7 separate regions of the Homo sapiens genome follow, and regions 1, 2, 3, 4, 6 and 7 are each linked to region 5. Evidence: read pairs that join two places in POLR2A ChIA-PET (ENCODE). Cell type or tissue: HepG2. All regions are shown on one strand. Region 1 has its middle 9.1 kb from the start of NFIX. Region 2 has its middle 4.6 kb from the start of DAND5. Region 3 holds the start of NFIX (nuclear factor I X). Region 4 overlaps NFIX (nuclear factor I X). Region 5 overlaps NFIX (nuclear factor I X). Region 6 has its middle 12 kb from the start of IER2. Region 7 has its middle 8.1 kb from the start of DAND5.

Region 1 (4,000 bases), 74 kb before region 5:
TGTGTGTATGTGTATGATGGGTGTCTGTGGTTTGGGTGTGGTCGTATGGTTGTGAGTTCATGTGACTGTGCACCATGTTTGCATGTCTGGTGTGTGTGTGTGTGTGTGTGGTGGGTGTCTATGGTTTGGATGTGGTGTGTGTGGCTGTGTTTGCATGCCTGGTGAGTGTGTGTATGGGTGTATGTGTGTCTGTGATGGTGGATGGCTGTGTTGTTGGGTGTGATTGTGAGTTTGTGTGAATGTTGTTTGCGTGTCACGGGGCCTGTGTTCACAAACTCACGTGTGCTTCTGTGTGGAACTGGGTGTGGGTTCTGAGGACTTCGGGGACCTGGCCAAGTCTCCCTCCCCCACCTGGGGGCCTCCTGGCACGGAAGGGGGTGACCAGCTGCCTGGGACCTCCGACTCCCCACAGGTTCAGGAGAGCCCCAGCTGATGAATATTCATGAGGTGGGGGGGCTGGCACCCACTGCCAACAGCTGCGTGTCCATTAGTCCCCCTCCCTGCTCTTCCTGTACTGACTGCAAAGGGGAGGGGGGGTGTCGGCGTGTGTCTGTCCCTGTTTCCAAGACTCGGGGGCGGGGGTGTCCTAGGGACAATCGTGGGGGCCCAGTCAGCATGCCTGGCTGCTTGTGTGGACGGCTAAGGGGCTGTCTCAATGTTGTGACAGGCACTGGGAGAGTGACTGTTGTGTGACAGGTTGTCCTTGTAATCGTGGTGAGGCTGTCACCCACGGTTGCATTGTAGCTCCTTGGTCTGGGGACTGTGGGCGTTGTGTGGCAGCGTGAGTGAGCTGTGTACCTGTCACCTGCAACAGGGAGACTGTGAGTGTGTGCTATTCGAGTGACTGTGACCAGTGGTCTGTACCTACTGGCTGCCTGCTCTGTGACACAGTGACAACAAGGGTGTGTTATTGTGCTATTGGAATAACTGGGTTGGTTCAAACCTTGATCAAGGGACAGCTGCGGTCTGCACCCTGGGGAGGCAGTGGTCAGAGCTGCTTTTCCTCCTTGTGACTGGGTGGGGCGGTGACTCCGTGTGGCCACGTGGCTAGCACAGCTGCAGGGACATGCGGACTGAGTATATCAGTGTGCCTCTGCTGGCCAGTGTGACGTTGATGTGGTGTGAGGGTCAGAGTGTCGGGGTTCCTGGGAGGATGTGTGAGACCGTGCAGCTGAGGTGTGTGTCACCAGAATTGTCAAGGGTGTGACCGTAGTTCTTCATGTGACAGCGTGGCTGAGGGTGTGATGGTGTTGCTGTGCAGGTGACACTGTGGCAGTGAATGCGTGGATCTTTGTGTGGTTGAAGGTGTGACAGTGATTGTGTTTGATGATCTGAACCAAAGGGCTATGACTGTCCTACCCTCACTTCCAGGCTGCACAGGGAGAGCTGGGTGCTGGAGTGAGGGGGCTCCTGGCATGGGATTGGCAGCTGCCTCGCCAGGGGCCGCACGTCAGCCTGAGACTGGGACACCTGGAGATCTGATGCCAGCTGGGGCACAGAACCTCCTCCCTCCATCTTCCCCTCCATAGGCTGGGTTTGGAGGAGTGGCCTCTAGATGCAGCTGGGACCAGCAGGGGGTGGGGCGGGATGTGCTTCTCTGGTCTAGGGGACTCTGGCCTCTGGCTGGGTGGCCCTGGAGGCCCCAGGTTCCCAGCATACGTGGCTTGGCCAGGAACTCAGTGTGGCCGACTCAGCCCCTCTGATACCCACACCCTGGGACGGCTGAGCATTGCTGGCGGCCCCAGCGGCAGCGCACAGAGGCTCCTTTCACGAGCCAGGGCCAGGTTTCCAGGGCGGGTGGGTCTCCGGCTGGCCCGCTGCAAATGAAACGTTTCCCCAGCTCCTTCCCTTTCGTCTCCAGATGAGCGACGGCCACAGGAGGCCCTGGCCAGGCTGTGCTGCCTAGGCAAGTGTGAGTGTGTGTCTGTGTTTCCCTGTGTGTGTGCACGATCTAGATATCTTTGTGTGACTTTTTGTTTCTTTTTTATTTTTTTTCAAGACAGAGTCTCACTCTGTCACCCAGGCTGGAGTGCAGTGGCACGATCTCAGCTCACTGCAATCTCCGCCTCCCAGGTTCAAGTGATTCTCCTGCCTCAGCCTCCCAAATAGCTGGGATTGCAGGTGTGCGCCACCATGCCCTGCTAATTTTTGTATTTTTAGTAGAGATGGGGTTTTGCCATGTTGGCTAAGCTGGTCTCAAACTCCTGACCTCAGGTGATCCACCCATCTCAGCCTCCCAAAGTGCTGGGATTACAGGTGTGAGCCACTGCGCCCGGCCTGTTTCTTTTTTTGAGATAGGATCTCACTCTGTTGCCCAGGCTGGAATGCTCACTGCAGCCTCAACCTCCCGGACTCAAGTGACCCTCCCACCAGATTAGCTGGGACCACAGATGCACACTCTATGCCTGGAGAATTTATAAATTTTTTGTAGAGACACGGTCTCGCTATGTTGCCCAGGCTGGTCTTGAACCCCTGGGCTCAACCGATCCACCCGCCTCGGCCTCCCAAGGTGCTGGGATTATAGGCGTGAGCCACGGCGCCTGGCCTTTGGTGACTTTTTGTGTGCTACATCTGTGGATGATTTTGAGAACATCAACGTGTGTGACCCATCGGGTACATGCAGTCCTGTGTGAGATTTTTGTGAACCTGTGTGACTTAGTGTGGCCTGTGTGTACCTGTGTAACTCAGCATGAGATTCTGGGAGTCCATGTGACTGTGCGTCTGTGTGTGTCTTTGCAACGCGGTGTATTGTCTGGGTCTCTATGGGGATCTATGTGATGGTGAAGGTCTTTGTGTGTATGACCTGGCTGTCACTCTGTGGGTGGCTCTGGGAAGGCCTGTGTGGGATTTTTGGCGTGACTGTGTGTGTTTGTATGTCTGTGTGATATTCTAGAAGGGTGTGTGATGGTATCTGGGTGACCCTGTGTCTGTGTGTCATTCTGGATTTTATCTGTGGGAACAGAGGAGGAGAGGAAAAGGGGGGAGGGGAGAGGGAAGGAGAAGGGTCTGTATTTCTGTGTGTCTGAGTGTGCCTGTGTATGTTTGGGTGCCCCTGAGTGAGTGTGATAGTGAGAGTCTGGTGTCTGCATTCACATGTGTGTGGTGTGGTTGTGGGTGTCCCTCGAGGTGTGCCTCAGAAGCAACGACCTGTAACTCCCCAAATTGAGTCCCTAATAGGGGCTTCTAGACCACCCTGGAAGGCAGACAGTGATTTCAAGGCTAGGACCCCAGGCCCGGAGCACAGATCATGCCTACCACGCTAAGTACGGGGACATCAGGCCCTCTTGGTGGGAGTGGGGATATCCAGGTTCTACTGGGGGTGCCTAGAGCACCCTTTTCTCCCAGCCTGGCAGCACCCATGGCCTGGCTCCCTGCCTATGCTACATGCCAGATGTTTGCCCACCTCACCCAAGAGCCCTGCTCAGTTGCCAAGCAGCCCTGGAGCCTCACGTTGCCCGGCCCCACATTCTGTGCCCCAGAATGTGGCTGCCAGAGCCCAGATGTTTCAGCCCTCCCCTCACCCACATCCACACTGCCCGCAGCATCCTGGCCAGGTAGTGCCATGGGCCTGGCTGCCGCTTCCTGCTCCTCGTCCTACCCCAACACACCTGCATGGTAGGAACGCACCTGCTGCTAGCCACAGCCAGGTGGGCAGCCTGGCAGGGAGGAATGTGGGGGATTCCAGCTGTGGCATGCCAGCTGTGCCCAGCCCCCTGGCGGCACCCTCCTCCCGTGAGATTTCTCGAAGGCCAGGTGTATCCTAATACTTGGGCCCCGGGGAGGGGGAGAGAGGGAGGGGCAGCGCTGCCCTCTCTGGCAGTCCCTCTGCCTTCCCATAAATTCTTCCCATTGCAGTTGTGGAGGGGAGCAGAGTGAGGGAGTGTGTGTGTGTGTGTGTGTGTGTGTGTGTGTGTGTGTAGGAGGGTGCTGTCAGTGTAGAGGAGGGGTGCTGAATGTGGGGAAAGAACTTTGAATGAGGATGTGTGTGTGAGTGTGAGAG
Region 2 (4,000 bases), 96 kb before region 5:
TGGGAGGTCAATTGAGCCTGGGCGGTGAAGTCTGCAGTGAGCTGTGAGTATGTCAGTGCACTCCAGACTGGGTGACAGAGCGAGACTGTCTCAAAAAAAATTTTTTTTTTCCTTTTTAAGGCTGAATGCTATTCCATTGTATGAATGGACCACATTTTTTTTTTCCCAATTGCAGATGTCAGGCTGAAAGAATGGACCACATTTTAGGCTGGGCACGATGGCTCATGCCTGTAATCCCAGCACTTTGGGAGGCCGAGGCAGGCGGATTACAAGGTCAGGAGTTCGAGAACAGCCTGTGGTGAAACGCTGTCTCTACTAAAAAGACAAAAATTAGCCGAGCGTGGTGGTGCGTGCCTGTAATCCCAGCTACTCAGGAGGCTGAGGCAGGAGAATCGCCTGAACCCAGGAGGTGGAGGTTGCAGTGAGCCAAGATAGCGCCACTGCACTCTAGCCTGTGTGACAGAGTGAGACTTCGTCTCGAAAAAAAAGAAAAAAAAAGCGGCCAGGCACGGTGGCTCACGCCTGTAATCCCAGCACTTTGGGAGGCCGAGACAGGCAGATCATGAGGTCAGGAGATCGAGATCATCCTGGCTAACATGGCGAAACCCCGTCTCCACTAAAAATACAAAAAATTAGCCGGGCGTGGTGGCAGGCACCTGTAGTCCCAGCTACTCGGGAGGCTGAGACAGGAGAATGGCGTGAACCTGGGAGGCGGAGCTTGCAGTGAGCCGAGATTGCACCACTGCACTCCAGCCTGGGCAACTGAGCGAGACTCCGTCTCCAAAAGAAAAAAAAAAAAGAATGGTCTACATTTTGTTTATCCATTTATCTGTACGTGGACATTTGAGCTGTCTCCAATTTTTGCCTATTGTGAATAATGATCTTATGAACATGGGTGTACAGCATTTCTTCTTCTTCTTCTCCTTCTTCTCCTTCTCCTTCTTCTTCTCTTTCTCCTTCTCCTTCTTGTTCTTCTCCTTCTTCTTCTTTCTTCTTTCTTCTTCTTTTTATGAGACAGAATCTTACTGTGTCATCCAGGCTGGAGTGCAGTGGCACGATCTTGGCTCACAGCAACCTCTGCTAGGTTCAAGCGATTCTCTTGCCTCAGCTTCCCAAGTAACTGGGAGTACGACCGGGCACAGTGGCTCACGCCTGTAACCCCAGCACTTTGGGAGGCCAAGGTGGGTGGATCACCTGAGATCAGGAGTGTGCACCACCACGCCGAGCTAATTTTTTTTTGTATTTTTAGTAGAGATGAGATTTCGCCATGTTGGCCAGGCTGGTCTCAAACTCCTGGCCTCAAGTGATCTGCCCACCTCCACCTCCCGAAGTGCTGAGGCTTTTATTCTTTTTTTCCCCGCTGAGACAGAGTCTTGCTCTGTCATCCAGGCTGGAGTGTAGTGGTGCAATCTCAAGTCACTGCAACCTCTGCCTCCCAGGTTGAAGCAATTCTCCTGCCTCAGCCTCCGGAGTAACTGGGATTACAGGCACACGCCACCACGCCCAGATAATTTTTGTATTGTTAGTAGAGACAGGGTTTCACCATGTTGGCCAGGCTGGTCTTGAACTCTTGACCTGGTGATCCACCTGCATTGGCCTCCTAGAGTGCTAGGATTACAGGCGTGAGCCACTGTGACCAGCCTGGTTTTTATTCCTTTTTTTTTGTTTGTTTGTTTTTTGAGATGGAGTCTCGCTCTGTCACCCAGACTGGAGTGCAGTGGTGCAATCTCAGCTCACTGCAAGCTCTGCCTCCCTGGTTCACGCCATTCTTCTGCCTCAGCCTCCCAAGTAGCTGGGACTACAGGTGCCCACCACCACACCTGGCTAATTTTTTTTTTTTTTTTTAGTAGAGACGGGGTTTCACCGTGTTAGCCAGGATGGTCTCGTTCTCCTGACTTCGTGATCCACCCACCTTGGCCTCCCAAAGTGCTGGGATTACAGGCGTGAGCCACTGTGCCCATCCTCAGGTGTTTATTCTTAGTGAAATAAAGTAGCATAGAATCAAATTACCAGATTGTTTCTAGTAATTACTGTCACACTGTGGGCCTCCTCCTGAGGCTTTTTTCTGAGGGAGATGAGAGCCATGGAAGGTTCTCATCACAGGGACCAGTCTTGACTCAGGTGCTCACAGGCGCCCTCTGGCCGCTGTGGGGGGAATAAACTGTGGGGGGCCGGTGGCCAGGGCGGGAACTGGGAGACCTGGAAGGAAGCGACTGCACTGATCCAGGTAGGGGGACAAGGAGTGGGTGAGAAGCGGGCGGATTCTGGGTAGATTCTGGAGCTGACCGGAGTTACTGTCATATAAGATTGGGGGCGGGGATGGGTGTTAGAGAAAGAGATAGGTCAAAGGTGCTCTCCAAAGTTTGGAGCCTTAGCACCTGGCAGGACAGAGCTGCCTTTAACTGTGTCTAGAGGACAGCAGAAGGGCAGGTTGGGGGACAGTCAGGAGCTGGGATGTAGCAGAGCTGGGTGGGAAGCACGCCCGCCCCTCCAGGCTTGGCCTCTGGGAGGCGGGTGTCCTGGGCGCGGCCGCCGCACAGTCCCGGGAGCCGCCGCCAGAGGGCGAGCACGCCGCATCGCACTCGCAGCTCCGTGGAGGGGAGGGCGCGGGAAAGGCTGGCCTGGTCTCTTCCCACGGCCCCCCGGCCTCCAAGCTCCTCACCTGGGTGCGAGATAGAGGTGCCAGGATCCAGCCAGGACCCCCCAGACACCTCCGGGGCCCCAAAGCCTGGGATACGACTCTCACCCTCTTTATCTGCTTCTAACACTCCCAACCTCCACCCCCACACCAAGCTGTTCCCACCGCCTCCAGCGCCATCTCAGGTGTCTGTAAAAATGCCACCTACTCGGGGAGGCCTTCCCTGACCACCCTGGAGACAGAAGCCCCCGCCCTGACGCCTCTAAGGAACATCCCATTTTAGCAGCTTCTTAATCAAGACTGTGAAATGATCTTTATTATTATTATTATTAATATTTTTGAGAAGGTCTCACTCTGTCACTCAGGCTGGAGTGCAGTGGTGTGATCTGGCTCACTGCAACCTTCGCCTCCCGAGTTCAAGCAATTCTTCTGCCTCAGCCTCCAGAGGTAGCTGGGGTTACAGGCTCATGCCACCACGCCCGGCTAATTTTTTTTTTTGAGACGCAGTTTTACTCTTGTCCAGGCTGGAGTTCAATGGTGTGATCTCGGCTCATCGCAACCTCCGCCTCCCGGGTTCAAGCGATTCTCCTGCCTCAGCCTCCCGAGTAGCTGGGATTATAGGCATGTGCCACCATGCCTGGCTAATTTTGTATTTTTAGTACGGACGGGGTTTCTCCATGTTGGTCAGACTGGTCTCGAACTCCTGACCTCAGTTGATCCACCCGCCTCAGCCTCCCAAAGTGCTGGGATTACAGGTGTGAGCCACCACGCCCAGCCTTGCCCGGCTAATTTTTGTATTTTTTAGTAGAGATGGGGTTTCGCTATATTGTCCAGGCCTCAAGTTATCTGCCCTCCTCGGCCTCCCAAAGTGCTCGGATTACAGGCATGAGCCACTGCGTGCGGCCCCTTAATTATCTTTTATTGTCTGTTTTCTGCACCGTGTAAAATCCATGGCATTTTCTGTCTTGTCCTCCTGTATCACCAGGGCTCAGGATTAAGTCTGGCCTATACTGAGTGTTAAAGGAAAAAAAAAAAAAAAACAGCTGGGCAAGGTGGCATGTGCCTTTAATCCCAGCACTTTGGGAGGCTGAGGCAGGAGGATCACTTGAAGCCAGCAGTTTGAGACAAACCTGGTAACATAGTAAGATCCCGTCTCTGTGAAAATTTAAAAATCAGCCAGGCCGGGTGCGGTGGCTCACGCCTGTAATCCCAGCACTTTGGGAGGCTGAGGCGGGCAGATCATGAGGTCAGGAGATCAAGACCATCCTGGCTAACACGGTGAAACCCCATCTCTACTAAAAATACAAAAAATTAGCCGGGTGTGGTGGTGGGCGCCTGTAGTCCCAGCTACTCGGGAGGCTG
Region 3 (4,000 bases), 64 kb before region 5:
TCTCTTTGTATTGGGGTCCTTTGCATTCACTTCCAGGTGTTTGGTGTGTGTTTATGTGACATTGTGTATCTTCCCTTCATTAGTGTCATCTTATTTATTTAGTTATTTTTTTTCAGACAGGGTCTTGCTCTGTCACCCAGGTTGGAGTGCAATGGCACTATCATGGCTCACTGCACCCTTGACCTCCCCGGGCTCAAGGGATCCCCCCACTTCAGCCTCCTAAGTAGCTGGGACCACAGGCATCCACCACCACACCCAGCTAATTTTTGTATTTTTGGTAGAGAGGGGTTTTGCCATGTTGTCCAGGCTGGTCTTGAACTCCTGAGCTCAAGCAATCCACTGGCCTCGGCCTCTCAATCATCAGTGTCATTCTGTACATCGGGGTGTACTGCCACAACTGCCAGTGTGTTCTGGCACTGCGATGTGTGTGTGTTGTGTATGTGTCTGCGTGTAGGAATTGTGTGTCTGGAAGGTGTCAGCGTGTGGCTGTGTGATCTTGCATGTGTCTGTGTTCTGCAGGAACATGCGTCAGTGTGTGTGCATCAGTGTGCATCTCTATGTGTCATGCACTGGTGTGTCTTCGTGTATATCAGTGTGTGTCTACGTGACGCCTGCTTTGGTGTATGTCTATACGCGGTTCCTTGTTGTGTGCCTGGATACCATGGTGGGACGGTGCATGTCAGAGCGTGGGTCGTGGGTGTTTTCCCAGACTGCTGTGTGTGTGTGCCCGTGTGTAGGGGTTGTGTGTCTGTGCCTTGTGTGCACTGGTGTCCGAGTGTGCTTTGTGTTCGAAGGCGGAACGTGTGGCCAGGCGTTCTGGACGTGACATGTGTGGCGGGGTCCGAGTCCCGCTGCGTGTCAGCGTGTGTCTGCGCTGGAACGCGGGCCAGCACGTGTCAGGGCGGCCGCGTCGGTGTGCGCCCCCGCGCGCGCGTGTGCGTGTGTTCGTGTGTGTGTGTGCATGTGTGTGCTTGTGTGTGTGCGCCGGCCGCCGCTCCCCCGCCCTGCCCGCCCCTCCCCGCGCCCCTCCTCCCGCCCGCGCCGCCCGCCCGCTCCCTCTCCCCGGAGTGCGCCGCTTCCAAACTTTGTCTAAACTTTCACTTTCACAGCGCGGCGGCTGCGGCGGCGGCGGCGGCGGGCGAGGGTGACCGGCCGAGCGGCGGCGGCATGGAGTAGACGCGCGGCGGCAGCGGCGGCGGCGGCGGACGCGAGAGGCAGCGGCGAGCGCGGCGGCGGCGGCGGCAGCGGCGGCCCCGGAGCCGGCGGGGCCGAGCTTGCGAGCGGCGAGCGCGGAGCGGCGCCGGGCCGAGCGCGGGGCCGCGGGCCGGGCGGGCGCAGCGCGGCGGAGGCCGGAGGAGCCGAGCCGGAGCCCGAGCCCGAGCGCGGCCGCCGCCTGCCGGGCCTCCCCTCGCCGCGGCCGGCCGCCGCGCTCCCGCCCGGGCGCCCAGCTATGTACTCCCCGTACTGCCTCACCCAGGTACCGGCCGCCGCCCCCGCGCGACCGGGGGAGGGGAGCGGGCGCGGGAGGCCGGCCGGCGGCGCGGGCGGAGGGGACGCGCGGCGGCCGGGAAGGGGGGGCCGAGAGCCCGCGGGCCGCCGAGGGGTGCAGGCTGTGCCGCGGGGAGCCCAGGCACGCGTGCGGGCGTCACCGTGCGCGTGCGACCCTGGCCACCGGGCGGACTCCTTTTGGGGGTTCCGGGGGTGGCCAGCTGCGTCGTGGCGCTGCCCGTGGAGCGCAGGCGGGAGTGCGTGTACGTGTGTGTGTGTGTGTGTGTGTGTGTGTGCGCGCTCGACTGGGGTGCGATGGGCAGCGGGACTCCGGCTGACCTGTGGGCTACTGTAGCGCGCACCCGGGCAGCGTGGTCGCTGGCAGTGTTTGCGGGGTTGACAGAGTGGCAAGAGGGTGGTCCCGAGGGCGCAGAGGGGACACTGGGTCCCGCGACGCTTCCTGGGGAGGGCGCAGCGGTTCCCGAGGGTGGCAGTGGCCGGCGTGCGTGGCGGCGGCCCTTGCGTGCGGCCGGGGTGCCTGGGGTGGGCCGAGCGGCCCGGGCGTCTCCCCAAAGTCTTTGTTTAGGCCTCACATGGGAGCGGGGCTAAGAAAATGGCGGGGCTCCCAAATTTCGGAGGGGCAGGGGAGGGGAGAGGGGGGCGGGCGCGCTGCCAGCGGTGGCCGCGCCTCTCCGACCCCGGACGTCGCAGCCTCTGCCCCCCCACCCCCAAACTTTCCTCGGCGCAAACTTTCTGGCCCCAGCGACCCGGGCTGCTGCGGAGTGGACCCGGCAGGCCTGGGGAATCCCGTCCCGTCGCCTGGAGGCGGGAGGGGCGGGAGGCAGCCGTGGACACAGCCGACAGTGCTGCGGCCACACCGTCGGGTCAGCCTCGGGCACAACAGCGCCGACCTTGGCGCGTTGCTAGAGCGCGTCCCGCCTGCAGCGAAGTTCCCTGCGCGGCGCACGGCTGCGGCAAAAGCTTCGAGGATGCCTGTCGGGCCACCCAACTCTCCCTGGGCTGTGGCCTGAGGCTCTAAGAGGGCACAGAAGCTGCCCAGAGTCCCACAGTGGCCCTGACAGCGTTGCCTGCAGGGCCAAGCCACAGCTGGTAACAGTCTCCGAAGAGGGGACATCTAGGGGCTGCTTAGCCCTGCTGCCAGCCAGGCCTGCATGTGGGGGTTCTCTAGGCCAGGCCCTAATTGTCCCCTCTGCCCAGCCTGATCCTTGTCAGCCATGTGCCAAGTGTGTCCACAGCTTACAGTGGCAGTCCACATGGGTATGGCTCCTACTTTGTCTGGGTCCTACCGGGAGTGTGCAGTGGTGTCAAGGGGCGAGGGGTTTGTCGGGGTGTGTGTCAGCTGTGGCTACACCACACTCCTGTATGCACAGGTGAGAGTGTATGCAAGTGTGAATCAATCTAGAGTCTGTGTGTAGCCCCTGTGGGCCGGCCATGGGCAGGCCTGCGTGGCATGGCCGTGTGTGTGGCCCAGGGAGCGGGTTTTCCTGTAGAAAGCAGGCCCAAGTACGTGTTGGCGAGGGCGCACCGGCATGCATACATGTTGCAGTGTGCATGCAGGTGTGAGCAGGCACCCTGAGCACCATGGCAGTGTGGGGAACCCCCACATCTGCACCTCCAGTTCCACGGCCACTCCATGTTGGGCGCCCCTCACAACAACTGCCTACCCAGCGGTGTCTGAGCTGGGCCTCTTTGGTGCTACACTTGGCTGGGCTGTGTGGCCGATGTTTGGGGCCTAGTGGAACCAAGACCCCACGCTCAAGCAGCCCCTTGCCCACCAGGCTGCCAGCCCGGCCTCCCATGCCAAGCACGCCAGACATCTGAGCCTGCTCCCCCATGGCTTGGGTGAGACACCAGCCCCTCAGATTTCACAGCACCCTGGGAGAGAAAATGCCTGTGGATACGCCGGTGACATGGCTAGGAAGGGGCTGGGGCGGCTGCGAGACCCAGGGCGATGGCCGGTGCTTGGCTCTGTGTGATTGTAGGCCCAGGTTACGACAGTTCCAGTGTGCCAGGATGGCTGGAGAGGGGAGTGGGCATGGTGTCTCCAGGCTGCCAGCCCTTCATGGTGGGCAGGGAAACCCTTCAGCTCTGGGCAGGTGGCTGCTGTCGGCTGGTCAGTGGGGTCTGGCCTGCCCCTCCCTAACAATCACATCTCTGTTTTTACAAATCTTTCTGCTTCCATGGTTTGCCCCGCTGGTCTCTGTTTTTATGACAACCTCTTTCCTTTGCTGTCTTTTTCTCGGTCTGTTTTTATCGGTCTCTGGTGTATTCTGCCCTTTTCCATCTCTCTTTCTCCATCTCTGTCCTTTTGTATGTCTCTGACTGTCTCTGTCTCTGATTCCAGTTTTGGCCCCATCTCTGCTCCCCCCTCCACTGGCGTCTCGGACTCTCTCTCTCTCTGTCTCTCTGGCCTGCCTCTCTCTCTTTCCCTCTCTCTCTCTCCCTTTTCTTTTTTTCAAACCAGAATTGGCTTCGATTTTAAAGTCAATAA
Region 4 (4,000 bases), 56 kb before region 5:
CCCCTCAGCTGAAGCTCAGTGCCAGCCTTCCTGGCACAGATCGGGCAAGAGCGGGGATCTGTCTGTCCCCACCTGAATCTGTGTGAGCCAAGCTGGAGGAAAGGACAGCATGGAGGTGCACCCGACCCCCCTGGGCCTTTTAGTCCAAGGCAGGCAGGAGCTAGGGATGGGTTCCAAATTATCCAGGTGGTTCCGTCCAAATATCGGCTTCGGTCGAATCATCTTGGGGAGTTGGGGGGGGGTTTATTCCGGGTCCATCTCACACAAAGTCACACACTCTCACTGGCACATGCGGGCACAAAGAATCACGCTGACACACACTGGCATGCTGCACCTCCCTCAATCAAACAGACACAGGCGTCCCCATACAAAGAATCTTGCCCTCACTCACAGACACCTTGAGGCACCCGGCCACACCCGAACACATCGATGCGGCATTACACACTCAGGGACGTGCATGTGGGTGCAGACACACGGGACACGCGCAGTCACACGATCACATGCCATGAAGCACACAGCACAGACACAGGCTCTGCCACCGTCAAATGCAGCCCCACAGGCACAGCTAGAAACACACAGCACACACACTCAGTCATAATGTCAGTGCCCAAAACACACACATGAGCACCGATACACCCGCACATGCCACCAAGCACACAGGTACATGCACATGCATGCAATAACACGCTCTCAGACACACAAAACACCCCACACACTCCCTAACCCAGTGTCACCCACCAGGAGTGATTTCACCCATTGGGAAATGTCTGGAAACATTTTTTTTTTTTAGAGACAGACTGTCATCTGTAGCCCAGGCTGGAGCACAGTGGTGCGATCTCGGCTCACTGCAGCCCTGACCTCCCAAGCTCAAACGATCTACCCATCTCAGCCTCCTGAGTAGCAGGGAATACAGGTGCATGCCACCACACCTGGCTAATTTTTAAATTTTTTTGTAGAGACAGAGTCTGGTTATGTTGCCCAGGCTGGTCTTGAATTCCTGGGCTCAAGCAGTTCTCCCGCTTCACCCTCCCAAGTAGCTGGGACTACAGCCGAGCACCACCATACCCAGCTAATTTTTAAATTTTTAGTAAAGATGAAGTCTGGCTTTGTTGCCCAGGCTGGTTTTGAATTCCTGGGCTCAGGTGATCCTCCCGCCTCGGCCTCCCAAGGTGCTGGGAGCCATGAGCCACCATGCCCAACCTGGAATCATTTTTGGTTGTCACACTTGTGGAGGGGGTGCTATTTAGTGAGTGGAGACCCAGGATGCTGCTCAGTCCCCTACAATGGAACCCCTCAACCCTCGCCGACCACAAAGAATGATCCAGCCCCAAATGTCAGTAGTGCCAAGGTTGGAAACCCTGCCATGCATCCCCAGATACACAGTAACACACACAGGCACAGCTAACCCTTGACACTCATTACACATGCACCCACATACACAGTCACACCCAAACAAGACGCCAGCTGACAGTGTCACACACACACACTCTCCCTCACTAGGACCCAGGCATTGTCGCATATATACCCCATTTCCCCTGCCAAACCCAGGCACAGTCGGCGTGCCATGTACACAGTCCAGTGTTACCCCAGCACACAGGGACGAGAGCCACACCCCCACACATATTCGCACCTGGGCCACACCTGGCAGTGGTTGGAAATGGTGCCTGAGAGCTGAGACCTGCCCTGGTGGCACCTCCCCTCTGCTTGTCAGCCACAACCAGCTGTCTTTGCGCAGCAGCTACAGCCACCCCAGCTTCTCAGGATAGAATTGGGAGCCCCAAATCCCTGCCCTGGTTTGTAGAAGCCTGGGGTGAGACAAAGCCTGGAAAAACCACATGCCCATCCCTGCCCAGGACACTCGCAGTCTTCTAGACTCCGTGGTCGAGGGCTCCACCCTCACCTCCTTGCTCCTGGCAGCCACCGAGAGAAGGGATGGGGACAAAGCTAGGTTCTTTTTTTTTTTTTTTTTAAACAGTCTCACTCTGTTGCCCAGGCTAGAGTGTAGTGGTGCAATCTCAGCTCACTGCAACCTTGGCCTCCCAGGCTCAAGCAATTCTCATGCCTCAGCCTCCCGAGTAGCTGGGATTACAGATGTGCACTATCACACCTGGCTAATTTTTGTATTTTTAGTAGAGACAGGGTTTCTCCATGTTGGCCAGACTGGTCTCAAACTCCTGGCCTCAAGTGATCCGCCCGCCTCGGCCTCCCAAAGTGCTGGGATTACAGGCGTGAGCCACTGTGCCTGGCCAACAAAGCTAAGTTCTGAGACTCCTGTCCTCCGTGGGGCTGTCTCACTAATCCTTTGGCCTTTGACTCCCCAGTTCTGACCCCAGAGAAAGAAGAGACAGCGGTCAGCAGAATGGTAGAAGAAGATAGGATAATAGCAAAATAAATGTTTGTCCTAAAAATCGTAGCAACAGCTAATGTGAACTGTGTGCTTGCTGCGTTGCACCCTTGCTAAGTGCCTTCCCAGCTTGTCTTCTTGAATCCTGTGTTCAGCAGGTACTGTTATTAGGAGAGTGGGGCCTGCAGAGCCAGCTTCCTGGGTTTGACTCCTGGCTCTGCCACTCACTAGCTGTGTAACTTCAGGCAAGTTGCTTAACCTCTCTGGGTCTCAATTTCTGTATCTAGGAAGCAGGGCTGTGGTAAGGATCTGAGGAGTTGGTTCACAGCACACGCTTTAAAACTGTGCTTGATGTGAAAACCTGCTTTGATTTTATGGATGAAAAACCAAGACTCAGTAGAGGTATCCAGTGCTAGGGTCAAGGGCGGGGAGCTCTTTCTTCAAGATCGTCACCACCCTAAATCCTGCCGATGGGACAAAATTGCAGCTTGTTCTCTGGCCTTTCCCAAATTTCAAAATGGGTCTGCACACCCCCACGCCCCCATTTGAAACGTGCCCTAGTGGTTGGCCCTTGAACCTTTCTTACCACTCTGACCTTTGGATCTTCTTCCATCCAAGGCTCAGAATAAAGGTGGATGGTGGTCTCACCCCCTCTGCACCCCTGCTGGCCAGGCTTGCCCTCACCCCCGCAGGTCCAAACATCCTCTCCCACACCTTGCTGGGCACCCAGCCGGAGCTCAAATGCTGGGGGTGCAGCCGGGAGCCTGTGCATTCCTTCGACAAATATTTACCAAGCACCTCCTGGGTGCCAGGCTCTGTTTTAGGCCCCGGGGGCTCGGCAGGGAGCAAAATCTGCAAAGATGCCAGCCCCGGTGGGAGGGCAGACTGTGAATCTGATAAACAAGGGAGTGTCCAGTCCTTGAGATGGCGCTAGGTGCTGTGGGAAGAACAGAGCTGGCCGGGCCCTCGGGAGTGCTGGGCAGCTGTGGTTTTAGCAGAGGTGGGCACGGAGACCTCATGGTGAGATGATGATTTTGAACGCTGCCTTGCTATAGCTCAAGTGCAGCCCACCAGGCCCCTTTCTCTCTCCAGGGGGCAGACTGGAGGTCAAGGGTGTGTGGCTCAGCATGGCATGCCCATCATTTGCCCAGACCATGTTGCCTGTCATTTCTTCAATCTGAGCTCATCTATTATCCATATTTGTGGATATGCCATACGGTGCCCGCCCAAAATCTGGGGACAAGATGGCCGAGGCCTTTCCTTTACAGAAACTGGGGCTTGATGGGCACTGGGTATTCGCAACCCTGCTGCTCTGAGCTGGGGGATGGGGCAGGGGCAGCTGGTGGCCCAGAGTGGCACTTCCACCTGGGCCCCTCAATTTAGCTCCCCCGGGGCGGGCTGGGTTTATTTTTACCCCAGCCTGTCACCCTGGCAGTACCAGGCTGCGCCATCTTTGCAGGGTCTTGGGGATCTGCCCACAGCTTGGGGGTATCAGGCTTTGTCTGTTGGGTTCCCCAACTCCCACCAGGGCCCCAGATTCTCTCCACCCCCAAAGCTCCAGGCTTGAGAGCTCTGGGCTGGGGCCCGGCGGGGTCGGCACTGCAGGCTGGCAACCACCGTGCCCAGCCTGGTGGCATTTGGTTTGGCGCCCTGCCT
Region 5 (4,000 bases):
GAGGGTCCTTAAGCCCAGGAGTTTGAGGCTGCAGTGAGCTATGATGGCACCACTGCATTCCAGCCTGGGTGACAGAGCAAGACCCTGTCTCAAAAAAAGCAAAAAAGAAACAGAAAAGAAAAAAAGCTCAGGGCCCGGATACTGCAGGGAGAGAAGTACAGGAGCACATGAAACGTACCCAGCTTTATGAAACCATTGCTGAGCCTCCTTCTGGGGGCCAGACAGGCAAGGTGGGGAGGGGTAGGTCTGAGAAAAGAGCTAGACTGAGTGAATGAAACAGCCCCAATCCCCAGGGTGTGGGGGTTGAGAACCCTGGTCTGGAGTTGGTCCCTCCAGGAAGATGTAGGTCCCCACTCTTCCCCGGAGCCACCGTCTCACCTTTCTCTTGTCCCATCCCCCATCCTCATTTGCCTCCTCTCATCTTAGTCCTCCACCATTAGGATTCACACATCCACATGCACGTGCACACAAGCGCATAGATCCCGGGATTCGTGCACATCGGGATTTTCACATGCACTCACACACATAGACAAATCTGGGAAGTCTGTCCCATACTTAATTGAATTAAAGGACTGGGGTTTGGCAGGACATTGTGTATCTGAGCTGCAGCCTCTTGCAGCCGTTTCAAGGGCTGATGGTTCAGTCTCCCTGTAATTCCAGCCGCTGCTGCTCCCTGTGGGCAGGTGGCTGGGTCTGCGCCTGTCGCCTCTCCCCTTCCCCTTCTCTCTCCTTTTACTTCCTAGGCCAGAGCCCCCCAGCACAGGGCCTGGGGAGGCTGGGGACACCCAGTGTATTCCTCCTCCCTTCTCCCACTTGCATTCTGGGAGCTAGTGGGAGGTTAGGGCCTCCTGAGGAGGAGGTACCCCCAGCGTGAGGCCAGGGGACTGTCAGAATAGAACAGTCCAGGCAAATCCCTCCTTCCAGGTTTTCTGCTGCCCATTCTTGGAGTGGGAGCTGGAGGCTGCTTGCCACTGGTTGGAAAGTGGACACACTTCTTGGCCAAGTGTAAGCCACCTGGCTTTAAAAGGTGGAGAGTCTGGTCTAAGGACTTTGGGGAACCCTACTGGAGTGGCCAGGAGCCATAATGATTGGGGGAGTGGTGCCAGCAGATGGGGTGTGCTGCAGGGCAAGAGGGATGCTTTTTTTTTTTTTTTCTAATTTGATTTAATTAGAATTCTTTTTTTTTTTTTTTTTTTTTTTTGAGACGGAGTCTCACTCTGTATCCCAAGCTGGAGTGCAGTGGTGCGATCTCGGCTCACTGCAGCCTTTGCCTCTGGGGCTCAAGCGATTCTCTTGCCTCAGCCTCCCAAGTAGCTGGGACTAGAGGCATGTGCCACCACACCCGGTTAATTTTTTTTGTATTTTTAGTAGAGACGGGGTTTCACCATTGTTGCCCTGGGTGGTCTCGAACTCCTGAGCTCAGGCGATCCACTCGCCTCAGCCTCTCAAAGTGCTGAGATTACAGGCATGAGCCACCGCACCCGGCCAAGAGGAACGCTTTTGGCCTCCATTTCTTCCCTCCACTTCAGCCTCTGCTTTGGCAGGCTCTGGGGTGGGAGTAAGCCTGTTCTCAGCTCCCCTTTACTAGGGACAGGTAATTCCACTCTGGCTGCTCCTTGGAGAACAGAGTGGATGAACTCAGTCCCCACCTCTCAGAGGGACCTAGTACAGAGCCCAGCCCCCACTCTGAGGAAGCCTTGGATGGGCCATTCCTGGCCCAGAGCCTGAGGCCATTGGAAAGGGCCTATATCTGGAACGGGTGAAGGAGAGAGCCCGGGAGCCTCACTGTGGGTGGGAGGGGCGTGGTCAGCCAGCCTTGCCTCCTGGGGCATCAGCTCCCAGCTTGTGCTGCACCCTCTGACCACAACTTTGTGGGGCGCCTGCTGTGTGCAGAATCTACCCCGAAACCTATAGCTTAGGAGAAGCCTGGGTAAGCTGCTAATGGCTGGTAGTATGGGTGTCCAAGGACCTGTTGGAGGAGCCCAGTCCAGCCCTACATGTGTGACCCTTGGTGCCTGGCAAGGCGGGGGGGTAGGGAGCAGCCCTCGCACAGCCAGCTAGACTGTTTTGCTCTGGGGCCTGAGGATTGCGGGGCCAGGGAAGCAACCAGGCCCAGTCTGGGGCCCTGTGAAGCGATCTGCACTGCCCAGGGTCAGGGGGATGGGGGGGTCGGCCTCACCTCGGCTAACCTCCCAGCGGAACAAAGGGGCCTTTCTCCACGCCCGCCCGGGAGGGTGTGCCCGCCCGGCTGCTGCCGCCACTGCAGAGGGCGCTGATTTTTTTTTTCTTCCTGACTTTTCTCCATTTCTGTCTCTGGTTCCTGATCTCTGACTTTTATTCTCCATTTTTTCACTTTTTATGGGGATGGGGTAGAGATCTTCCTTTTCAAGTGTTTACCAATTGCAGAGACAAGTCTGCACTGCCAAAAGGTGAGGGCATCCTGGGTGCGTTAGGAATACTCCGGGAGTCACGTGGCCTTAGACCCCCCCCTCCCCCCCAAATCGAGGGCAGCTCCGTTCTGAAAGAAGCAGGCAGGATTCAGAGCGGCAGCCACACAGGGTGGGACCGGGCTCACTGGATAACCCCCAGTCAAGCTATGCACCTGGCAGGTCCCCCGCCTTCTATTCGCCCACCCATTTCGCAGTCCCCTTTCCATCCGGCCCATGCACCGCAAGCTGTTCCTAATCAATGCGAACGGGAAACTCGGCCCTCATATCACGGGATGTGTTTGGCAGCGACAGCAACAGGAGCCGCTGCCACGGGCAGCTCCTTCCTTGGTGCATAAACCAGGGTCCCAGTGGCCTGGGCCTGAGTGGGTTCTTCTCCTTCCTCTTGGGACCCCCTGGGTATGCAGAGGGAACCACATCCCCTGGAGCTCTGGGCCGGTCGCTGGCCGCGCCCCGCCGCAGCCCTCGGAGGGCAGCTAGTGTTAACTCGCTGCGCCACCTAGCTATGGCGTCCAGGAGTGCAGCGCTTCGCTCCCTGAACCGCGTCGCTTCCTGAGCCGCGCCGCTCCCTGAGCCGTGCTGCTCGGCAGCCTGGGGAAAACCTCTTTTTGGTCCTTCAGGGAGCTATGAATGAGGAATTTGGCAGCTGTCAGTCGGAGGATCAGTGTCACTTTGTTCCTTCAGCAGCCTTTGCTGTCCTTATGCAAGCTTGGTACTTTATAGTATATAAAACTCAAAGTTAAAATATGTTAAAAAAAAATCTGTAAAAATCCCCACTCACATCTCATGTTGCTGAGCAGGTCTTGGTTGTGTTGCACCAAGAAGCAGGAGAGACACACTGGAGGTCTAACAGCAGCAAGTCTAGGATTTGGAGCCTAGGCTTCTGATTCCAGGCCCAGGGCTCTATGCAGCACTCGGTGCCGTCCTATTCAACCCATCCCTGCCCAGGCTCTTAGGGCTCCAAGCTGGAAATTTGCAGTCAAAGGCCCAGATTCCTCGTATTTCCTCTGGACAGCTCTGGACAGTGGCTGCCTTCGGGTCTCCAGGGCAAGGAGAAGAGCAGGCCTGCGAGAGAGTGCTCTGCCTTCCCCTGCTGTGCTGTTCTCAGTGAGGCTCCAGTTCCTTCCTCTGGTCATTCCAGCCCTTGAGTATGGTGCAAGTATGTTCAGTCCTGTGTCTGGAACCAGCTCGGCTTTGCAGGAAGATTAGCAGCATCAGGGTTTCCACATTAATTCACTGGACATGAGTGTCGGTGGTTGGGCTGCAAGAAAGCTATTCTTTCTTCAGGAGGGGGAAGATGTCAGCTAGCTGGTGCCTCTGTTCCCTGGGTGGTCAGTGTAGCCATGGTTTGAAGAAGGATCTAGAAGGGTCTCTTTGGAGTCTTATCATCCACTGCAGCTGTGCTTTGAGATGTGGGGGATGTAGCAGCAAACAAAACCAACAGAGAGGGCTTGTCCTCAAGGGGCTGATGGTCTAGTGGGGTGTTCCTGGTCAGGACCTCCTGGCCTGAGTGGCCTGGTGGCCAGGTCTCTGGGGCTCTCATGCCTTCCAGA
Region 6 (4,000 bases), 100 kb after region 5:
GTCCCAGAATATGGAAAATTCTGCTTCTGGAAGAGGGACAAACTCCTATGATGATCTGCAAGGCCCTGCTTGATCTGGGGCCATCCCATCTCTGGATGAATCATGCATCACCCTCTGGCCACATGGACCTGCTTTTTGTTCCTCATACTTCCACAGCCTTCTCAGCCACATGGCCTTTGGATATGCCGTGACCTCCTGAAGATCTTTCAGCTTCCTTGCTCACCTAGTGAAGCCAGCTCAGCTCAAGGGGCAAATCCTCAGGGAAGTGTTCCCTGTCTAACCCTCTTTTGGCCTAAGGACTGCTTTATTTTATTTTTTATTTTTATTTTTTGAGATGGAGTCTCTCTCTGTCACCCAGGCTGGAGTGCAGTGGTGCGATCTCAGCTCACTGCAACCTCCACCTCCCGGGTTCAAGTGATTCTCCTGCCTCAGCCTCCCGAGTAGCTGGGATTACAAGCTCCCACCATCACACCTAGCTAATTTTTGTATTTTTAGTAGAAATGGGGTTTCACCATGTTGTCCAGGATGGTCTCGATCTCCTGATCCGCCCGCCTCAGCCTCCCAAAGTGCTGAGATTACAAGCATGAGCCACCGTACCTGGCCTATTTTATTTTATTTTAATTAATTAATCTATTTTTGAGACAGGGTCTTGCTTTGTCGCCCAGACTGGAGTGTAGTGGCATGATCCAAGGCTCACTGCAGCCTCAAAGTCTAGTGCTTAAGGGATCCTCCCATCTCAGCTTCCAGCATAGCTGAGACCCCAGGCACACACCACGATGCCTGGCTAATTTTTTATTTTTTTTGTAGAGATGGAATTTCCATGTTGCCCAGGCTGGTGTTTTTTATTTATTTATTTAACCAGTCTCTGATGGGAGGCAAGACCCCTATATTTGACACTCGGATCAAGAGCTACTTTATTTAAAACATTTGGCCAGGCATGGTGGCTCACGCCTGTAATGCCAACACTTTGGGAGACCGAGGCAGGAGGATCACGAGGTCAGGAGTTCAAGACCAACTTGGCCAATAAGGTGAAACCCCATCTCTACTAAAAATACAAAAATTAGCCAGGCATGGTAACACGCGCCTGTAGTCCCAGCTACTCCAGAGGCTGAGGCAGGAGAATCGCTGGAACCTTGGAGGAGAAGGTTTCAGTGAGCCGAGATGGCACCACTGCACTCCAGCTGGGCGACAGAGTAAGACTCTGTCTCAAGAAAAATAAAGAGACCAGGCGCAGTGGCTCACACCTGTAATCCCAGCACTTTGGGAAGCCAAGGTGGGCGGATCACAAGTTCAGGAGCTCGAGACCAGCCTGGCCAATATGGTGAAACCTCATCTCTACTAAAAATACAAAAATTAGCCGGGCGTGGTGGCAGGAGCCTGTATCCCACCTCTTGGGAGGCTGAGGCAGGAGAATCGCTTGAACCCGGGAGGCGGAGGTTGCAGTGAGCCAAGGTCAAGCCACTTCACTTTAGCCTGGGCGACAGAGCAAGACTTCATCTCAAAAAATAATAATAAAATAAATTTTTGCGGGGCTGGGAGTGGTGGTTCATGCCTGTAATCCCAGCATTTTTGGAGGCTGAGGTGGGCGGATCACTTGAGGTCAGGAGTTTGAGACCAGCCTGGCCAACATAGTGAAACCCCATCTCTACTAAAAATACAAAAATTAGCCAGGCGTGGTGGCGCGCACCTGTAGTTCCAGCTGCTCGGAAGGGTGAGATGGGAGAATCGTTTGAACCCGGGGCCGGGGGGCTGAGGTTGCAGTGAGCTGAGATAGCGCCAATGCACTCCAGCCTGGGTGACAGTGAGACTCAGTCTCAAAAAAAAAAAAATTTTTTTTTGTTAATACTTATCACAAGTGCAATTTTACCTTTGTAGAATTAAACCGTTGTTTCTGAGTTAGTTTCCTCTTGTAGCCTACTGCCTCCAAGTCTAGCAGATGGTTAAGCGGTTTTTGTGAATGAATGATGCCTTTGCAACCTTCGTTTGAGATCTGTCCTCTTAACGTCCACTGTGTATATATGAGGAAACAGGCCCACAGAGTTTCGCTCTGCAAGACAGCAAGTAAAGGACAGCTCTAGTCGGGTCCTCTATCCCGAAGCCTCCTCCCCACTCTGCCCTGCCCTGCCGTGCAGGACCCAAAGGAAGGGCGCCCCAGTTCAGCCTCTGTAGATCTGGGAAAGGGCCGGGCCACAGGTCGGGACCAATCCAGAAGCAGCACCCAGACCGGTTTACCCGGTTCCAGGACCTTGGGCGAAGTCCACCCGCCCGAGGGCAGGGACGACGCAGGCCACGCCGCGGCCCAGTTGCTAGCCAGGCAGGGTGGGGATTTGATCTTGCCAAGGAAATGTGAGCGGGAGGCCGAGCGTTGGAGGTGGGTAAGTCGTCACTATGCAGGGCGGAGCCATCCTGTGTCTATCACGCCCAAGGGCGGTGCATGCAAATTGACTCCCGCATTTGGCTTTTCCCCGGGCTCCGTCTCCGCGCGCTGCAACCCGCGACTTCCAAGAACTCCCCGCGTAGTCAGCTGCCCGGGCCACGCCCCCTTTCCGGACCCGCCCTGCCCGCCCCAGGGAGGCGGGGGCGGAGCTTGCGGCCCAGCGGGAAGGCGGAGGCGGGGGTCGCGCCCAGGTCCCGGGGGCGTCAGAGGCAATGGGAAGTCGTGGCTTCTGCACCGCCCTTGGGGGTTCGGCTCCCAATCAGGGAAAAAGGGCCGAGAGAATGAAAGAGTAATGAGACTTGCGAGTTTGAGGCTCACACTACTCTCTTTGGGTTGGGGGTTGCTGAAGCCTCCACGTGTATTCAGGGAGCCCCGAACCTCACACCTCTGTCCAGGGGAGCTCAGAACCCGCCGTGTTCTGGAAAGCCTACACCTTCCCCGGTTTTTTAGTGTCTAGGGGAGCCCACAACCCTCACAGCCGTGTCTAGTAGCGCTCAGATCCACACACCTGTGTTTGGGGGAGCCCAGATCTTCTCTACCTGTGTCCAGATGAGTTCAGAGCCCCGACGTTTGTCCAGGAAAGCCCACCTCTGTCCAGAAGCGCTCTGACCAGGACCTTTCCTGTTTCCTGAGGCTCAGCCTAGGGGGTCATCCCACCCAGGTCTGTGTTAAGGGGAGCTTGTGTCTCCCCAAACATGTCCAAGTGAGCTGAGCTCAGGAGCTGAGGCCTCCCCATATCGTGCTCCCCGCCTGGCCCTTTGGTGAATCCCTTTCTCAGAAGAAACCCTCAGGGGCCCTAGCCCTGCTGCCCTTCCCTGCACTGTCTTCGAGCCTCCTGGCCCAATTGGCCCCTCCCCCAGTACACTGTTGAGTCTTAGTTAAGACATAATCCCAGCATTCACTGTCCCCCATCCCCCAGCTCTCCCGCACCTCGGCGGCTGGCCGGGCCCCCGGGAGTGCCGTCATCCCAGCCGGCTGGCCACCCGACTGGCACCAATTAATTTCCTCCTCGGCCTGTCCACCCAGGGCCTCGGCCTGTCTGGTTGCCAGCTGCTCACCCTCAGCCAGCCCGCCCCCTCGGGCTCCCAGGGAATTGCCAACAGTTCTCCTCCTTCCTGCAACCCCCCCACCCCCAATCCAGGCCACCCCACCCAGCACAGTTAATCAGAAAAAGCTGACAGTTAGGACCTGGAGGAGTGATCTGAAATCAGATGGAGGAGGGGTGGGATGTTAAACTTTCGGACCCAGGGATGCTTGGGGTGGAGCGGGGGCATGGCTGGAGGGAGGCAGAGGATCCAGTTTTACTTAAGAACCCCAAATCAAAGGCTTGTAGCTTCCAGATGGGGACTGCAGGGAGGGCTGACCCCCTCCCGCATACACCAGGCGGGCAAGGTGGAGCGCCCCTCCTCGGAAATTGCCCCCCGCCCAAGATGCGTCAGTGACAGCTGTGCCTCCTCAGCCCGCACCCAGCCGGTTTCCTTTTCCTGTGCACACTCTCCCGATGGGCTGGCCTTCAGCCTGGAGAGACTCCACGGCCCCTTGGAAGGGGCTCCCCAGAGGGTC
Region 7 (4,000 bases), 83 kb before region 5:
CCAGCCGGCCAGGCGGGGGACGGCTGGGGTGGGCACGGGGTTGCACGGTGAACCCCATCCCTGGGGTACCCTTCCCAGGGGCTGCGTGGCTGCCAGGCGTGGAGCTTCTTAGGGGACTATGTCTGTGTGTGTATGTGTGTGTGTGTGCACACCCATCCCAGTCTCCACAATTCTTAAAGTGTGTCCGGGTGCAGGGCTGGAAATCATAGGTTTGTGTGTGTCTCCATGGTGGCTGTGTGTCTAGGAGTTTGGTGGGCTGGCTGGGGGCGGAGCTCTGAGATTTTGTGGGTGCACAGATGTTCGTGCATCTGCATGCTGGGACAAGAACGTATGGAGGAGGGTGTCTCTTTGGATGATGGTGTGTCTTTTTCTTTTATTAGTAGTATTAATTATTATTCTTATTTGAGTCAGGGTCTCGCCCTGTCACCCAGGCTGGAGTGATCATGGCCCGATCCCTGCAGCCTCAAACTCCTGGGCTCAAGTGATCCTCCCTCCTCAGCCTCCCGAGTAGCTGGGGCTACAGGCTCATGACACCACGCCCAGCTAATTTTGTTTATTTTTTTGTAGAGACAGGGTCTCACTGTGTTGCCCAGGCTGGTCTCGAACTCCTGGGCTCAAGCCATCCTTCTGGTTTGGCCTTCCAAAGTGCTGGGATTATAGGCGTGAGCCACCACACCCAACCTGATGGGGTGTGTGTGTGTGTGTGTGTGTGTGTGTAAATGCACAGGGGTAGGTTGGGAGGGGTATCAGCTTTGGGAGAGGCCATGTGCAGTACTGCTGAGCTCCTCAGCTATCCCTTTGTTTCTATCTTCGCCAACTCCTGCTACGTGGCTGTGATCTGGAGGGCTCTGAGGACGGCTTAAGAATCTGGATTTTGGCTGGGTGAGGAGTCTCACGCCTGTAATCCCAGCACTTTGGGAGGCCAAGGCAGGTGGATTCATTGAGCTCACAAGTTCGCAACCAGCCTGGCCAAAATGGCAGAACTATGTCTCCACAAAAATATATTAAAAATTAGCTGGGCGCCGGGCGTGGTGACTCATGCCTGTAATCTCAGTACTTTGGGAGGCTGAGGCGGGTGGATGACCTGAGATCAGGTGTTCAAGACCAGCCTGGCCAACATGGCGAAACCCCGTCTCTACTAAAAATATAAAAATTAGCCAGGCGTGGTGGCGCGTGCCTGTAATCCCAGCTACTTGGGAGGCTGAGACAGGAGAATCGCTTGAACCCAGGAGGCGGAGGTTGCAGTGAGCCAAGATGGCGACACTGCACTCCAGGCTGGGCGACAAAGCAAGACTCCATCTCAAAAAAAAAAAAAAAAAAAATTAGCTGGGCATGGTGGTGTGTACCTGGAACCCCAGCTACTCAGGAGGCTGAGGTGGGAGAATGGCTTGAGCCTGGGAGGCAGAGGTTGCAGTGAGCCAAGGTTGTGCCACTGCTTTCCAGCCTGGGTGATAGAGCCAGACCTTGTCTCAAAAAAAAAAAAAAAAAAGAAAGAAAGCTCTCAATTTTGTAAGGTAGCCTTTGGATTCTAAATTCTTGGAGCTAGATTCTGGGTCTGGTGGATTCTAGTTTTGAGCAATAGGATCTAGATTTTTGGAATCTGAATCCCGGAGTATGGTTTCAGTGGCACCATCATAGTTCACTGCAACCTCAGACATGTGCCACTACACCCAGCTAATTTTTAAGTTTTTTGTAGAGATAAAGTCTTGCTATGTTGCCTATCGTGTCCCAAACTCCTGGCATCAAGTGATCCTCACGCCTTGGCCTCCCAAAATGCTGAGATTATAGCTGTGAGCCACCACGCCTGGCTGAGTTCGTGGATCTGGAGTATAGATCTTGGTATGATTGGAATCTTTTTTTTTTTTTTTTGAGATGGAGTCTCACTCTGTTGCCCAGGCTGGAGGGCAGTGGCGCAATCTCAGCTCACTGCAAGCTCCGCCTCCCAGGTTCAAGCGATTCTCCTGCCTCAGCCTCCTGAGTAGCTGGGATTACAGGTGCCCACTACCACACCCAGCTAATTTTTATATTTTTAGTAGAGACGGGGTTTCGCCATGTTGGTCAGGCTGGTCTCGAACCCCTGACCTCAAGTGATCTGCCTGCCTTGGCCTCCCAAAGTGCTGGGATTACAGGCATGAGCCACCGTGCCCAGCCCGGTATGATTGGACTCTAGATGCTGATCCTGGGTCCTGGGATCTGGATTACCGGCTCTTAGTTCTGTATCTGCGTTCCTGCTTCTGGACTTCAGTCTCTGGGCCTGTGTGCTCTGTGTCCTCTCTGTCCACAGCTCCAAGTTCAGCAACTGGGCGGCTGCCTGTCGTCCCTCCATGGATGGGTGCAGAGACCACCTATGGCCACCAGGGGACACCCTTGGTCTACATTTGGTCCAAGCTGCCCGACTGGAGGAGGAGTCTGGGACCACTGTGGCCCAGTTGGACTCAGCCCTTTCAGGAGGACCAGGGGCTGGACATCACTTTCCCCCACTTCCATCCCAGTCTCTGCTGGGACCTGAAATCTGTCAGCCCCCACTGACTCAAACGTGGAGAACTGGACTGAGCACCCCCACAGTGTTCTGAACAGTACCGTGGGACAAGGTGCCTGCCCAGTGAGTAGGTCAGACCCAGGGTTGAAGCCATGTGTGTCCATGAGGGTGACAATGAGTGTCTGAAAACGTGTCCAGGTGTGAAGGCGAGGGTGCACCATTCATCAGGAGTGGCCACATATGACAGCATTGCTAAGAAGTGTGAGCCTGGGAGGCGCGGTGGCTCAGGCCTGTTGTCCTGGCGCATAAGAAAGTGAGGCCCAAGGCCGGGCGGGCGGATCACGAAGTCAGGAGTTCGAGACCAGCCTGACCAACATAGTGAAACCCCGTCTCTACTAAAAATACAAAAATTAGCCTGTCGTGGTGGCGCGTGCCTGTAATCCCAGCTACTTGGGAGGCTGAGGTATGAGAATTGCTTGAACCCAGAAGGCGAAGGTTGCAGTGAGCTGAGATAGTGCCACTGCACTCCAGCCTGGGCAACAAGAGCAAGACTCCGTCTCAAAAAAAAAAAAAAAAAAAAAAAAGTGAGGCCAGGCGTTCAAGCCCTCATCTATGTAACAAAACAACAACAACGACAACAAAAATGTGAACCTGTGTGTTGGATGGTGTGTGGCCACCACTCACTGTATTCACATGTCTGATAAGGTCCTCATGAGACAGTGCACCTACACGGTTGTGTCTATAACTGGGAGATGTCACCAGGAGCCCTTGTATGAGTCCGTGTCCATGTCATATTCATGTGTCTGCGTCTATGATTGTGTCACTAGGAATCTATAGGTATCCATAGGTATGACTGGGACCATCTAGGGGAAGTGTCACTGGGTGACGGTGTCCTGGAGTGTCAGAAACAGTGTCCTGGCTGGGTGCAGGACCTGTAATCCCAGCACTTTGGGAGGCTGAGGCGGGCAGATCACCTAGGTCAGGAGTTCAAGACCAGCCTGGCCAACATGGTGTAACAGTGTCTCTACTAAAAATACAAAAATTAGCCAGGCATGGTGGTGTGTGCCTATAATCCCAGCTACTAGGGAGGCTGAGGTGGGAGAATCGCTTGAACCTGGGAGGCAGAGGTTGTAGTGAGCTGAGATCATGCGCCATTGCACTCCAGCCTGGGTGACAGAGCGAGACTCTGTCTCAAAAAAAAAAAAAAAAAGAAGCAGTGTCCCAGCACTTTGGGAGGCCAAGGTGGGAGGATCATTTGAGCCTAGGAGTTCAAGACCAGCCTGGGCAACATAGCAAGACCCTGTCTCTACAAAAAATTTAAAAAATTAGCGGAACATGGTGGCATGCACCTGTAGTCTCAGCTACTCAGGAGGCTGAGGTGGGAGGATCACTTGAGCCCAGGAGTTCAAGGCTGCAGTGAGCTATGATTGTGCCACTGCACTCCAGGCTGGGTACCAGAGCAAGACTTTGTTTCAAAAATAAATAAATATGGCTGGACATAGTGGCTCATGCCTGTAATTC

Evidence for each region. Peaks named below come from ENCODE experiments on the same cell type or tissue, not always from the same donor. Only the 100,000 strongest peaks of a DNase experiment are listed, where the experiment ranks them.
Region 1: POLR2A ChIA-PET joins it to region 5 with 78 read pairs; 18 of 35 experiments call an interaction of 5 or more read pairs at or near these places.
Region 2: POLR2A ChIA-PET joins it to region 5 with 10 read pairs; 22 of 35 experiments call an interaction of 5 or more read pairs at or near these places.
Region 3: POLR2A ChIA-PET joins it to region 5 with 10 read pairs; 13 of 35 experiments call an interaction of 5 or more read pairs at or near these places.
Region 4: POLR2A ChIA-PET joins it to region 5 with 16 read pairs; 11 of 35 experiments call an interaction of 5 or more read pairs at or near these places.
Region 6: POLR2A ChIA-PET joins it to region 5 with 12 read pairs; 12 of 35 experiments call an interaction of 5 or more read pairs at or near these places.
Region 7: POLR2A ChIA-PET joins it to region 5 with 37 read pairs; 23 of 35 experiments call an interaction of 5 or more read pairs at or near these places.

What each region holds. Positions count from the first base shown.
Region 1 is chr19:12,984,390-12,988,389 of GRCh38, forward strand. No RefSeq gene overlaps it. Among named protein-coding and RNA genes, the nearest start is that of NFIX, 9.1 kb to the right of the region's middle. RefSeq lists an enhancer at 24-549. In HepG2, a CTCF peak has its summit at 1,469; DNase peaks (open chromatin) are centred at 1,032 and 1,582; H3K4me3 peaks cover 2,210 bases.
Region 2 is chr19:12,962,967-12,966,966 of GRCh38, forward strand. No RefSeq gene overlaps it. Among named protein-coding and RNA genes, the nearest start is that of DAND5, 4.6 kb to the right of the region's middle. RefSeq lists enhancers at 2,035-2,084, 2,205-2,424 and a silencer at 2,465-2,644. In HepG2, CTCF peaks have their summits at 2,134 and 2,551 (motif pointing right); DNase peaks (open chromatin) are centred at 2,145, 2,485 and 2,815; H3K4me3 peaks cover 978 bases; H3K27me3 peaks cover 81 bases.
Region 3 is chr19:12,994,388-12,998,387 of GRCh38, forward strand. It overlaps NFIX (nuclear factor I X), which reads left to right and starts at 1,088. Exons shown (of 11, transcript NM_001365902.3): 1 at 1,088-1,477. The coding sequence starts at 1,451. RefSeq lists a silencer at 1,035-1,194 and an enhancer at 1,369-1,957. In HepG2, a CTCF peak has its summit at 2,390; a DNase peak (open chromatin) is centred at 2,394; H3K4me3 peaks cover 1,600 bases.
Region 4 is chr19:13,002,869-13,006,868 of GRCh38, forward strand. All of the region lies in intron 1 of NFIX (nuclear factor I X), which reads left to right. Among named protein-coding and RNA genes, the nearest start is that of NFIX, 9.4 kb to the left of the region's middle. In HepG2, no CTCF peak of the experiment used is centred here; no DNase peak of the experiment used is centred here.
Region 5 is chr19:13,058,601-13,062,600 of GRCh38, forward strand. All of the region lies in intron 2 of NFIX (nuclear factor I X), which reads left to right. Among named protein-coding and RNA genes, the nearest start is that of LYL1, 42 kb to the right of the region's middle. RefSeq lists enhancers at 1,281-2,182, 2,183-3,082. In HepG2, CTCF peaks have their summits at 2,291 (motif pointing right) and 2,946; DNase peaks (open chromatin) are centred at 2,091 and 2,931; H3K4me3 peaks cover 1,152 bases.
Region 6 is chr19:13,160,615-13,164,614 of GRCh38, forward strand. No RefSeq gene overlaps it. Among named protein-coding and RNA genes, the nearest start is that of IER2, 12 kb to the left of the region's middle. RefSeq lists a silencer at 2,312-2,711 and an enhancer at 2,982-3,071. In HepG2, no CTCF peak of the experiment used is centred here; DNase peaks (open chromatin) are centred at 2,387 and 3,417; H3K4me3 peaks cover 2,348 bases.
Region 7 is chr19:12,975,670-12,979,669 of GRCh38, forward strand. No RefSeq gene overlaps it. Among named protein-coding and RNA genes, the nearest start is that of DAND5, 8.1 kb to the left of the region's middle. In HepG2, a CTCF peak has its summit at 2,362 (motif pointing right); a DNase peak (open chromatin) is centred at 2,322.